Linked DNA regions of Mus musculus: region 2 is linked to region 1. A link is a loop called in an ENCODE intact Hi-C map of the cell type or tissue named here. Cell type or tissue: gastrocnemius. All regions are shown on one strand. Links, peaks and the distances in the headings refer to the core of each region. The heading gives the core; the rest is flanking DNA. Region 1 holds the start of Ccnc (cyclin C). Region 2 holds the start of Usp45 (ubiquitin specific petidase 45).

Region 1 (5,379 bases), core at 136-5,135:
TGGCTCAGTGGTTAAGAGCACTTGCTGGTCTTCCAGAAGGCCTGAGGCCATCTCATTACCAGCTTGAGAAGCTCACAACCACCTCTAACTCCAGCTCCAGGGAATCTAACAACCTCTTCTTGACACATACACAGTTTAAAAATATCCCCAAACCCCACAAATATCAGTATTGCTATGCCTATTAGGTGTTACAAAGATGTGGGAAAGTGTATAGGCACAGACATAAAGTAGATGCTAGGTGCTAAGATAACAATAGACATGTATAATATATAAATTAATAGAGTACATAGAAGAGGCCTGCAACCTTAGCACTTAGTAGGTGCAGGCAGGAGGATCAGAAAGGTAAAGTAGAACATTAATGGTATCATACTTGTCAACTTGACACAAACCTAGATGTCCCTTCAAAGAGGACTCTCAATTGAGTAATTACCTTCATTAGACTGGCCTGTGGGCTTGTCTGTGAGGCATTTTCTTGATTGCTAATTGATATGGGAGGAGCCAGTCCACTGTGGGCAGTGCCATCCCTGAGCAGGTGGGCTCATGAAACATAACAAAGTAGTAAGCCACGGTGAATTAAGATTTTCTCCATGGTCTCTGCTTCAGTTTTGAAGCAGATTCCCGCCATGGCCTTCCTCGATGCTGGAGCAGAAGGTGAAGCCAACCCTTTATATACCCAAGTTGCCTTTGTCAGCATTTTATCACAATAACAGAGAAGCAAATCAGAACACTTGAGTTCACAGTGAGTTCCAGGCCAGCCCAGGATACTGCAACCCTCTCCCCCAAGACAGAGTTTCTCTGTGTAGCTTTGGCCATTCTTTTTTTTTTTTTTTTTTTTTAAAGATTTATTTATTTATTACATGTAAGTACACTGTAGCTGTCTTCAGACACACCAGAAGAGGGCGTCAGATTTCGCTACAGATGGTTGTGAGCCACCATGTGGTTGCTGGGATTTGAACTCTGGACCTTTGGAAGAACAGTCGGGTGCTCTTACCCACTGAGCCATCTCACCAGCCCAGCTTTGGCCATTCTTGAACTCATTCTGTAGACCAGGCTGGCCTCAAACTCAAGAGATCAGCCTGCCTCTGCCTCTGCCTCTGCCTCTGCCTCCTCTGCCTTTGCCTCTGCCTCCTCTGCCTCTGCCTCTGTCTCCTCTGCCTCTGCCTCTGCCTCTGCCTCCTCTGCCTCTGCCTCCTCTGCCTCCTCTGCCTCCTCTGCCTCCTCTGCCTCCTCTGCCTCCTCTGCCTCTGCCTCTGCCTCTGCCTCTGCCTCTGCCTCTGCCTCTGCCTCTGCCTCTGCCTCTGCCTCCTGCGTTCTGGGATTAAAGATGTGTGCTAACGCCTTCCCGTTTTTAAAGTGTTATAGGAGCTAGGTGTAGTGGCTCACACTTTTAGTTCCAGCACTCAGGAGAAAGAGGCAGGCAGATCTTTGTGAGTTTAAGGACAGCCAAAGGTACATAGTGAGATCTTGTCTAAAACAGTAAAAAAAAAAGAAAGAAAGAAAGAAAGAAAAAAGTGTCATAGAAGCACATAAAACATCGCAAGCAGTTTGTTACAGAATCTTTATGCAAGGCTGATAAAACAAAAGGAAAAGAGCAGAGAGAATTAAAGCAAATCTAAATCTCTATGATGCACAACTTGGGTGATGGTTGTGTCTTTAAAACACATTTTGAAAAATATGATCTGAGGGGCTGGAGAGATGGCTCAGCGGTTAAGAGCACTGACTGCTCTTCCAGAGATCCTGAGTTCAATTCCCAGCAACCACATGGTTGTTCACAACCATCTGTAATGGAACCTGATGCCCTCTTCTGGTGTGTCTGAAGACAGCTACAGTGTACTCATATAAATAAAATAAATAAATCTTTAAAAAAAAGAAAAAGAAAAATATGATCTGCCGGGCGTGGTGGCACACGCCTTTAATCCCAGCACTCGGGAGGCAAAGGCAGGCGGATTTCTGAGTTCCAGGCCAGCCTGGTCTACAAAGTGAGTTCCAGGACAACCAGGGCTATGCAGAGAAACCCTGTCTTGAAAAAACAAAACAAACAAACAAACAAACTGATCTGCAGTGAAACAAACAGTAATGTTCACAAATGTATTACATGCCTCTCAACATTTTTTAGGTACCTTGGCTATTAAGTTGGAGTCATTTGGGTATATTCTGGTCAGTGGGTCATGAAAATTGATTGGGTTGTTTCTATTTCAAGACTCTTAATACTAGTTATTAAAGAGCTCGCTTGAGTCATGTTCTGCCCAGAAAGATGTTGATCTTGGAAGCAAGGAACATTGAAATGAATAGTTGGGAGATAGAAACCCTCTAGTTCTCTGAAGATCTAGAGGGCAGCCAGGAAGAACTAGCCAGCTTTAGGAAATACCATGAGAATGAGACGAATTTTCAAGCTAAGTTGGGGGTATAACAATGTTATAACAATGAAGCCTAGTCTAGCTCATCCAAATTCAAGAATAAATGTATTTCACAGGTTAATTGTGTACGTGCCTAAGTGGGTGGAATTTAAAAACATCTTTTCTATAGTTGGCATACTAGTTTCACTTATAGAAATTGTTTTCACTCCATTCCACATCTCAATTAGACTCCACTCACAAAGGAAAAACATTGGTGCTATCTTCCTCGGAATTCTTGACTAATTTTCAGGTGTGCCCAATCATTTAGAGACATTTTTTAATTTAAATTAAAACTTAAAAGATTTAGATAGATCCTCACCTGTCCTAGGCTGGCCCAAAACAACGTATCTGAGGGTATTGAATACCCTTAGCTTGCAGGTGTATATAGTGCTGAGTATCACCCAGAGCTTCTGGGGCACCAGCAAGCATTTTACATCCTTGATTATCTACATCCCTTTTCCTCTTTTCCCCTAGATGGCGTCTCAGCATGAAGCAAGGACTGGCCTGAAACTCCTCATGTTCTTGACTCTGCCGCCGAAGTACAGTACGAAACGCGAACGCAAAGTTGCAATGATAACAGCAACATTTAAATATTATTTAATTGCATTTCTGCGGCATACCCATTTGGAACGTAAGTGTTAGCTAGATGTACATTTATATGCTCATGTTTTTAGGTAAACAAGTAGCCGGCTCTGACATAAAAAGATTGCTACTCTAAGTTAAGTCTACACTTAACTCGTTAGGCTTAATACCGACAGGAACTTTACTAAGAGCACTTACATCTTAAGGCCAAAATTACTTTCATTTATTTCTCCTTTCAGCCCTAGGGAAAAAGCAGTCATATACTGCCATGCTTTCTTCAACGCCAGTGTGCTATTTCTGAAGGCCTACACCGTGGATTAACAAGATCCCTAAATGGACCCAAAAGAAAACCGCACTAGACCAGAAACCCAGTGTGTGGACGCTCTGGAGGAGAATTGGCAGGAAACCTCGGGGAGAGCCTCTCGCCACCGGGAGCCTCCGCCCGTGTTTCCTTAGCTCCCGCCTCAACAAGCCCATTGGCGGTCGGGCGGTTGCTAGCTTCCTCCGCAACTAGGGCGGGCCGGAACTTTTGTCTGCCGGAACCGGTGTACGCCGCTCAGTGTTGTCGACCGGCGTCAAGGCGACGAGGGTGCTGTTCTCTTCCTCCGGCTGCGGTGGCTGTGGAGTTCAGCCCAGCCAGTCTGGTAGGAGCACAGTCGTCCGGACTGTGTCTATGGTCGCTCCGCGGGCCGCTTTGCTGGCTGGTGCATTTGTATCAGGGCAAGCAGTATTATTCCATGGCAGGGAACTTCTGGCAGAGCTCCCACTAGTAAGTGAGCTTCCATTTTCTCGCCTGGGGCCGGGGCTGGGGCACAGGAGGGCTGGGCCTGCCCATCCCTCGGGGTTTCCATCCTGGCCGCTGCGGGTGAGCCCTCCCTGGGAAGCCGGGGGTCCGAAACGTGATGCTGTCGTTTGCGAGCCTCCCCTCTTCTCACAGAGAGATTTCGGGAGCAGAGGGGAGGTGAGCTCGAAGGATGGGTAAGAGGTAAGGGGTTTGATCTCCGGGAAGGGAGTCGGAGGCGGTTTCATTTCAAATTTGGGGTTTGATTGGTGGGATGATGTGGGCACCGGCAAGGGAAAGAGTGACCCATTGTAGCTCTGTGAGGTTCCCTGCTTTGGATGGACATGGTTGGCTATTGCTAGCTAGCTTGTTTGTTTGTTTGTTTTTTCATAGCAGTGATATTATAATCTCTTGTCATTCGCCTTACTGTAGATTTAATATTTACTCAGAGGAGAGGAGTGAGTCGTGCTTGTTTCTACCTGCTGCTTCCTGGCCCAGCCTTATGCCTAGATTGACACCACTACCCCCATCCCCGAAGCAGTGTTTCTCACGTTGAGGGATGGCTGCCCTAAAACTCACAGGCTGGCATCGAACTTAATGAAATCTGCCTGCCTCTGCTTCTGCTTCTAAGTGTTGGAATTAAAGGCATGAGCCACCAATTGCAGGCTCCTAAATTGACTTTAATGCTTCTAGAATTTGCGAGCACAGGGGCTCTCAAAATATATCCATTTTCATTCATTAGCCAGTGTCTTATATTTTGCCTTAAAGTCGTGTATTTCCCAGATTTTGTCCTCTTCCTTTAACCACTTAAATCACTAAATTTTAATGTCTTTCAGTGACCATGGAAGGGCTAAAGTAATCTTAAAGATATTTGTCTCTAAATACATTTGGTTAAACATGCAGGAAGTTGTATGCTTGGGCTAAGCGTTGAGCAGGCTTTCCACTAAATACATAAAAAATGAACAGGACTAGATAGAGACATTTAGTTTAATTAAATTTTAGTGGGAAGAGAATAACAAAATTTTAATTCTGTGAATTGGTTTGCTTGTTTCCCTCTTTGCCTGAGAATAAAGAAGAAGAAGGGGGAAAAAAAAAGAAAGAAAGAAAACTGAATTTGGAAACCTGTTTCTGAAAGCAGGTCCTCCCTTGCTACCAAGTGTTTCTGGGAAGATGAAAGGCCAATGAAGCATCACTGGGGGACATTATTTTACATTGTTCTCACTCACTGAGATGTTTCCATTAAAAAAATGAAATACAAAAGGGGATGACCCAAAAAGGTGGGATAAAGCTTGGGCCTGTACTTAATCCTGGTGCTCAGATAATGCCTTGATTGCCTGTCTCAGTGACATAATACTAAGACAGGCAGTAGTAAGTCTTTGGATATAGCAAGAGTCTATCTTCCAGGATGGTTCTTAGTCTAGAGGGTCTGAAAACCTGTGTGCTGGTGTTTGGTACACATGACACTATGAAGGAAATTGAGAAAGAGGTAGAGAAGCTTTGAAACCATCAAGAGATTCTTTACCCTCAAGTTTTCCTGTTTTTTGTTTTTTTCTTCAAACGATCTTGCTGAGGCTGCCAGTGGGCTGCTGAAAAACTAGAGAACTCTGATGAATAACTTAC
Region 2 (5,379 bases), core at 324-5,323, 49 kb after region 1:
ACCAGCCCAGAGATGGTCCCACCCACAAGGGGCCTTTCCCCCTTGATCACTAATTGAGAAAATGCCTTACAGTTGGATCTCATGGAGGCCTTTCCCCAACTGAAGCTCCTTTCTCTGTGATAACACCAGCTGTGTCATGTTGACACAAAACTAGCCAGTACACTTCCTTACAAACCTTACCTAGGCCTAGAACGTTTTCAGCCTCTGAGACTGACTGCTAAGTAAGCTCGCCCCTTTCTAGTTCTTTCTGAACTCTGGCTGGCTGGTTGTGCTGTTCTGGCTCAAACTTCTCTCCAAGCTAATTGAATCAGTTTGACTTTTCTCTCCTCAGCTCTGACTTTTTGCTCAGCTTTGCTTCATTCTGACTTTGGCAATATGTTCTAACTTTCTGACTCCTCCTCGTTCTCTGGCTCTTTCTGTCTTCACCCATGTCTAGTTTGTTCTCTCTCTGAAACCTGTCTCAGTGAAACTCTCTCAGTAAAACATAAAAATGCCTCCTTCCCTTTTCTCTATCTTCACGGGTCTCTCTTAAGTAGCCTCTCTTTTTCTCTCTATTTCCATAAGAGTTGGGCATATTCTATTCTGTAGAATCTTTCTCTGAGTCAGCTCTTTGTTTGCCTCTTTTCTAGCCATCACTTTCAAACATGGGTGCTTCCGTCTACAAACCAATTTTACTAAGGGGATGTCTGTATTCTACTCAGAGGGATTAAAGATGTGTGCTAAGGGCTGAGCCACACCACATCTGAAAACAGTTTTTAAAAAGATTTGAATATAGTTTTTCAAGGGCATAGGGTAAAAAGATGTGAATTGTGTATCTTAAACACAAGTTTTATAGTATTTGAAACAAAGGATTTATATTTGCTATTTCTTATAGTATGATAATTATAGTCTTGAGTTCCTGCTTCTTTGACTTCCCAATATGACGGACTTGCTTCCTCAGAGATTGCTTGTTGCTGTGGCATTTTACCGCAGTAATAGAAATGAAATGAGAATAACATTTTATTTGTCTTTTTTTTTTGTTTGATACTTAACATGATCTCTAGTTCCATTCATTTTTCTGCAAACCTCCAAGTTTGAATGGGGGTTTCAGTCTCTAAAGATTTTGATCAGTCTAAGGGCATATCTGTTAGATATCATGGTAGCCACAGGACTCAATTCTAAGACAAACTTAAATATTGAGGGATTAATTGATGAATTCTTGAATTTCTTTTTATTAAGAGAATCTAAATTTTAATTTTAAAATTCTGCCCTTTTTCCTTTAACTGTAAGTTGAGTCTTTTGTTTTCTATTTTTAAAAATTAAAAAAAAATTTCTTTTCTTCTGTTATTTTTTCCATGAGTTTTAATATATACTTTTTAAAAAGACCTATTTCTGACACAATTTAGGCTGGGCAATGGTGGTGCATGCCTTTAATCCCTGCACTTAGGAGGCAGAGGCAGGTGGATTTCTGCGTTTGAGGCCAGCCTGGTCTACAGAGTGAGTTCCAAGACAGCCAGGGCTATACAGAGAAACCCACAGTCATCTATAAGAAGGAACACAGGGGCCCCAGTGGAGAAGCTAGAGAAAGCACCAAAGGAGCTGAAGGGGTCTGCAACCCTATAGGTGGAACAACAATATCAACTAAACAGTACCCCCAGAGCTCATGTCTCTAGCTGCATATGTAGCAGAAGATGACCTAGTCGGCCATCACTGGGAATAGAGGCCCCTTGGTATTGCAAACTTTATATGCCCCAGTACAATGGTATGCCAGGGCCAAGAAGTGGGAGTGGGTGGGTAGAGGAGCAGGGCGGGGTGGGGGGTATAGGGAACTTTCCGGATAGCATTTGAAATTTGAAATATATATAAAGAAAAGATCTAATAAAAAAAAAAAGAAAGAAAAACCAGAAAAAAACAAAAAACAAAAACCTGACACAATTTAGGATGCAAATTTTTGCATCTTTTACATAGTCTATTTCAAATTCAATACTAACATATGAAACTTGATATTTATACAGACAAATTTGAAATTTGTATATAGACTTTGGAATTATATCATAACCCAAACTGTTCTTACAGATGCAGCATTTCTTTTTTTCCCTGGAAGAAAATGACCTTCTAAAAGACAATTATGTACCCCATACCTAGTATCTTGACCAGCATGCTTGTATTCCACTGCATTTGTCTAATGAATGGTTCCTATAAACAACATAAAGGAAGAGTTCTCTCCTTTGCCAAGTTTCCCCATGGAAATGAATTAGATTTTTAAGTTAAAAAAAAAAAAAAAAGTGGAAACAACAAACCACAACAACAAACCCAGTCAGCTTTTGGTTCTTAACTGAACTCTTTTAAACTCCAACCCCAGCACACGATCCATTAGGTCACAACTTGTCCCTTGTGAAAGACTGTGGCTCATCAACTAGTGCTTGCAAGAAATTATTTTTTGTTTTTTAAATTTTTTTATTTTTTGTAACAGGAAGAGGGTATCGGATCCCATTACAGATGGTTCTGAGACACCATGTGGTTGCTGGGAATTGAACTGAGGATCTCAGGATGAGTAGTCAGTGTTCTTAACCACTGAGTCATCTCTCCAGCCCCACAACAAAATTTCAAACCAACTGTTTTTACTCAAAAGCAAGGTGTACATTGTTGTAACAGATGATCGGATTGAGCAGAATTACAGGTGTGATGTACAATCTAGTTCAGAAGTGAGAACCACGTGAAATAAAACGTTAAAATCATATAGAGTGAATCTCAGATGCGACTTTAGGTTCCGAGTTGGGTGATGGAACAAGGGAAGCTGTCTTAAAAGGCACCCAGCAAGTGGGACGCAGCTCACTAAAGCCAGCGCCTGCATCCAGGCCCCGTGGCTGGCACTGTAATCAGTTGGCTGCAGGGCGCCATCCCCTCATCCCATCTACACTCCTCCACCATGCTCCAACCTCCAAGCCGCCAAAGGAAAACCCAGATCTGGGTCTGGACTCAAAGTCCCGCCTTCGGCCCACCCAGAACACCAGACCCCGCCCTCGCCCCCGCCCAGGACGCCAAGCCCCGCCTTCTCCGGGTTCCCCTCTGCACAGGCGCAGAAGCTCCTGCGTGTGGAAGCTGCGGCCCGGCGGGCGGGGTGAGTTGGGGCCCAGGCTTTGGGGTCACTGTAACCACTGTGTCTTCGCTTGGGCGACGAGACCTTCCTGTACGTCAACCAGCCTAGAAAGAGAGGTTTCCTAGCCTACCCTCGCGTCCAGATTCACAAAGGCACCAGGCGGCCTCCCGGGCCGAGTGCTGGCGGCAGGGGGGAAGAGCCGGGGTCGGGGAGGGAGCCAGGCCGAGTCTCGTCTTTTTGGTGACCCGGGCATGCAGCGTCCGCTTGTCCCCTCGGGGTCTCCCCTCGCAGCACATCCCGCTCTGCTAACTTGGGGTGCATTCATGGCCTGACGAAGAGCCTAGACACAGCTTTTTGGCGACGCCAAATATTAGGTTAGGGGTCGATCCTATACCTGAGCCCACGTCCGGCTCCCGGACTTCTGCAAGTCACTTTACCTCTATCCAGTTCCAAGTGTAAATTAAGGATGATGATAGTGACGTATCTCAAAGTGCTTGTAAGAGGTTCATAGAATTGAGTGTTTTGAGCCCGGGTATCTAAAAGGAAGATGTTTGCATTTCCTCTTCTCACGCTGGAGAATAGCAGCCCAAAACTTAAAAAAAAATCAAAACAAAAACCAATTTGACAAGGGAAGCTTGTAGCCAGTTGAAAAGTGTGATATTAATTGCGTTAGCCGTACATCCTTTGTTAGAGGTAACGCAAGTGCTAGATAATATTTAAATTAAAAGCTGAAGTTGACGTCTCAGCAGGTCGCCAAACCTGATGGTTCAATCTCCTGGACCCACGAGGTGAAAGAGAGAAGCTACTCTGACCTCACTAATGCAAATCGAAACACTAAACACGTGCACAGCCATACATATAAAATACATCAATAGATTTATGTTTTAAAAGAAAGCTGTAACGTTTGATGTTTGCAAAACCTCAAAAAAAAAAAAAAAAAAGAAAGAAAGAAAAAGCCAGAACATGTTTGTGGTGAAGTCAGGCCTGAAACTTCTGTCCTTTGATGGCTCTGCCTGCAACATTGGCCCTTGTTTGGCATCTTAAAACTTGGAGTTTGGGCATGTTCTGATGTAGTAGTAATTGTTCTATACTCAGCATTATGTTTCATGCCAAAATGACCAGTTACCATACAGTTTCTGTGCTCCAAGTCTCTAATGGGTTCCCCTGAACCCAGATTCATGTTGCTGCTTAGTCCTTGTCTTACCCACCTGAAGAGAGAGACTTTATGGAAGTTATGGGCAAAGTACCCTTTTCCAGTCTAGTCGGGTTGAGTGTTCATAGAATGTACCATGAAATATACAACCATGTGCTGAATCCTGTGAGTCAGTCCTCTTGACTCCTCAGTGCCAGGAGAGACTTGGAGGTTTCCAGACACAATTTTGATAATGGAAAGCCTTTGAAAGTCCAGTAGTTGGATTTTAATGTTGTTTGCTTGCTTGTTCTGCCTTAAGTGGCATTTGTAGGAGAAGGTTACATGGTATTGCCACATTATGGCTTGTGGATGTTCAGATAACGTTACATCTGCTAGAAAAATGATTGGAAATTGCCCCTCCATTACCGGGAGACGTTTGAGACAACGGTTTCGAAAAAGGTAGCAGGTTGTTTACAAAGTCAAAATCAAAAATCTGCCTCTGAGTATTCTTCCAGAGGTCATCATTATCTGTACATAAATCTTCATCAAGGGTTTATCTGTTATAGGGGAAAATATATCATTTCTCGTGAGCTGTTTCTGTCTGAGAATGCCTTACTCTGGCCAGGGCTCAAATTAAAGTTAGTGGATGCAGGTTTGTAAATTTAGAGGTGGAAAGCCGGGATTGGTGGGGCGGTAGGGGAGGTGCAGGTGAGACTGAAAAGGGTTTGGAGTGTCTGAGTATTGTGCACAGAAGTTGTCCAGGGAGAGGTGTGGGGGATGAGGGTAAGCCCGGTCTTACAAGACTTTCTGAATACATGAGAAAATGGTGACTTGGGTTCATCTAGAATTGGCTTCTGCTAAATGGCTGATAGAGTGTTTACTTACTAAAGCTAAATGTGACCACGTGATTTTCTTTAGTCAGCTAATATGAGCTTCCAGGCAAAGCTTTACAAAATAGCTCTGTATTAATCTTTCTCCGTTCTGCTCTAGGAATTGAAGCATTGTTGAGGTGTGCTAGCAAGGACACTTGCACACACACCCCATATACACACTTAAAAAAATAATATGTGAAAACAGTATTAAAAAAAGAAAAGAATGAAGAGCTGTAACAGATGAAGTTAAAAACAATGACTGAATCTCCATCCCCCTCTCAAAAATAATCCTTTTA

What was found. A loop is a pair of places that touch in the nucleus more often than their neighbours do. Peaks named below come from ENCODE experiments on the same cell type or tissue, not always from the same donor. Only the 100,000 strongest peaks of a DNase experiment are listed, where the experiment ranks them.
Region 2: a loop joins it to region 1, with 2.9 times the contacts of the local background. A loop is called at or near these places in 12 of 42 quality-filtered maps.

The regions. Positions count from the first base shown.
Region 1 is chr4:21,724,169-21,729,547 of GRCm38, forward strand. It overlaps Ccnc (cyclin C), which reads left to right and starts at 3,533. Exons shown (of 12, transcript NM_016746.4): 1 at 3,533-3,747. The coding sequence starts at 3,716. In gastrocnemius, for the core only: a CTCF peak has its summit at 2,872; DNase peaks (open chromatin) are centred at 2,890 and 3,515; H3K4me3 peaks cover 1,958 bases; H3K27ac peaks cover 1,604 bases.
Region 2 is chr4:21,773,218-21,778,596 of GRCm38, forward strand. It overlaps Usp45 (ubiquitin specific petidase 45), which reads left to right and starts at 3,053. Exons shown (of 18, transcript NM_152825.2): 1 at 3,053-3,100. In gastrocnemius, for the core only: no CTCF peak of the experiment used is centred there; a DNase peak (open chromatin) is centred at 3,026; H3K4me3 peaks cover 1,625 bases; H3K27ac peaks cover 1,102 bases.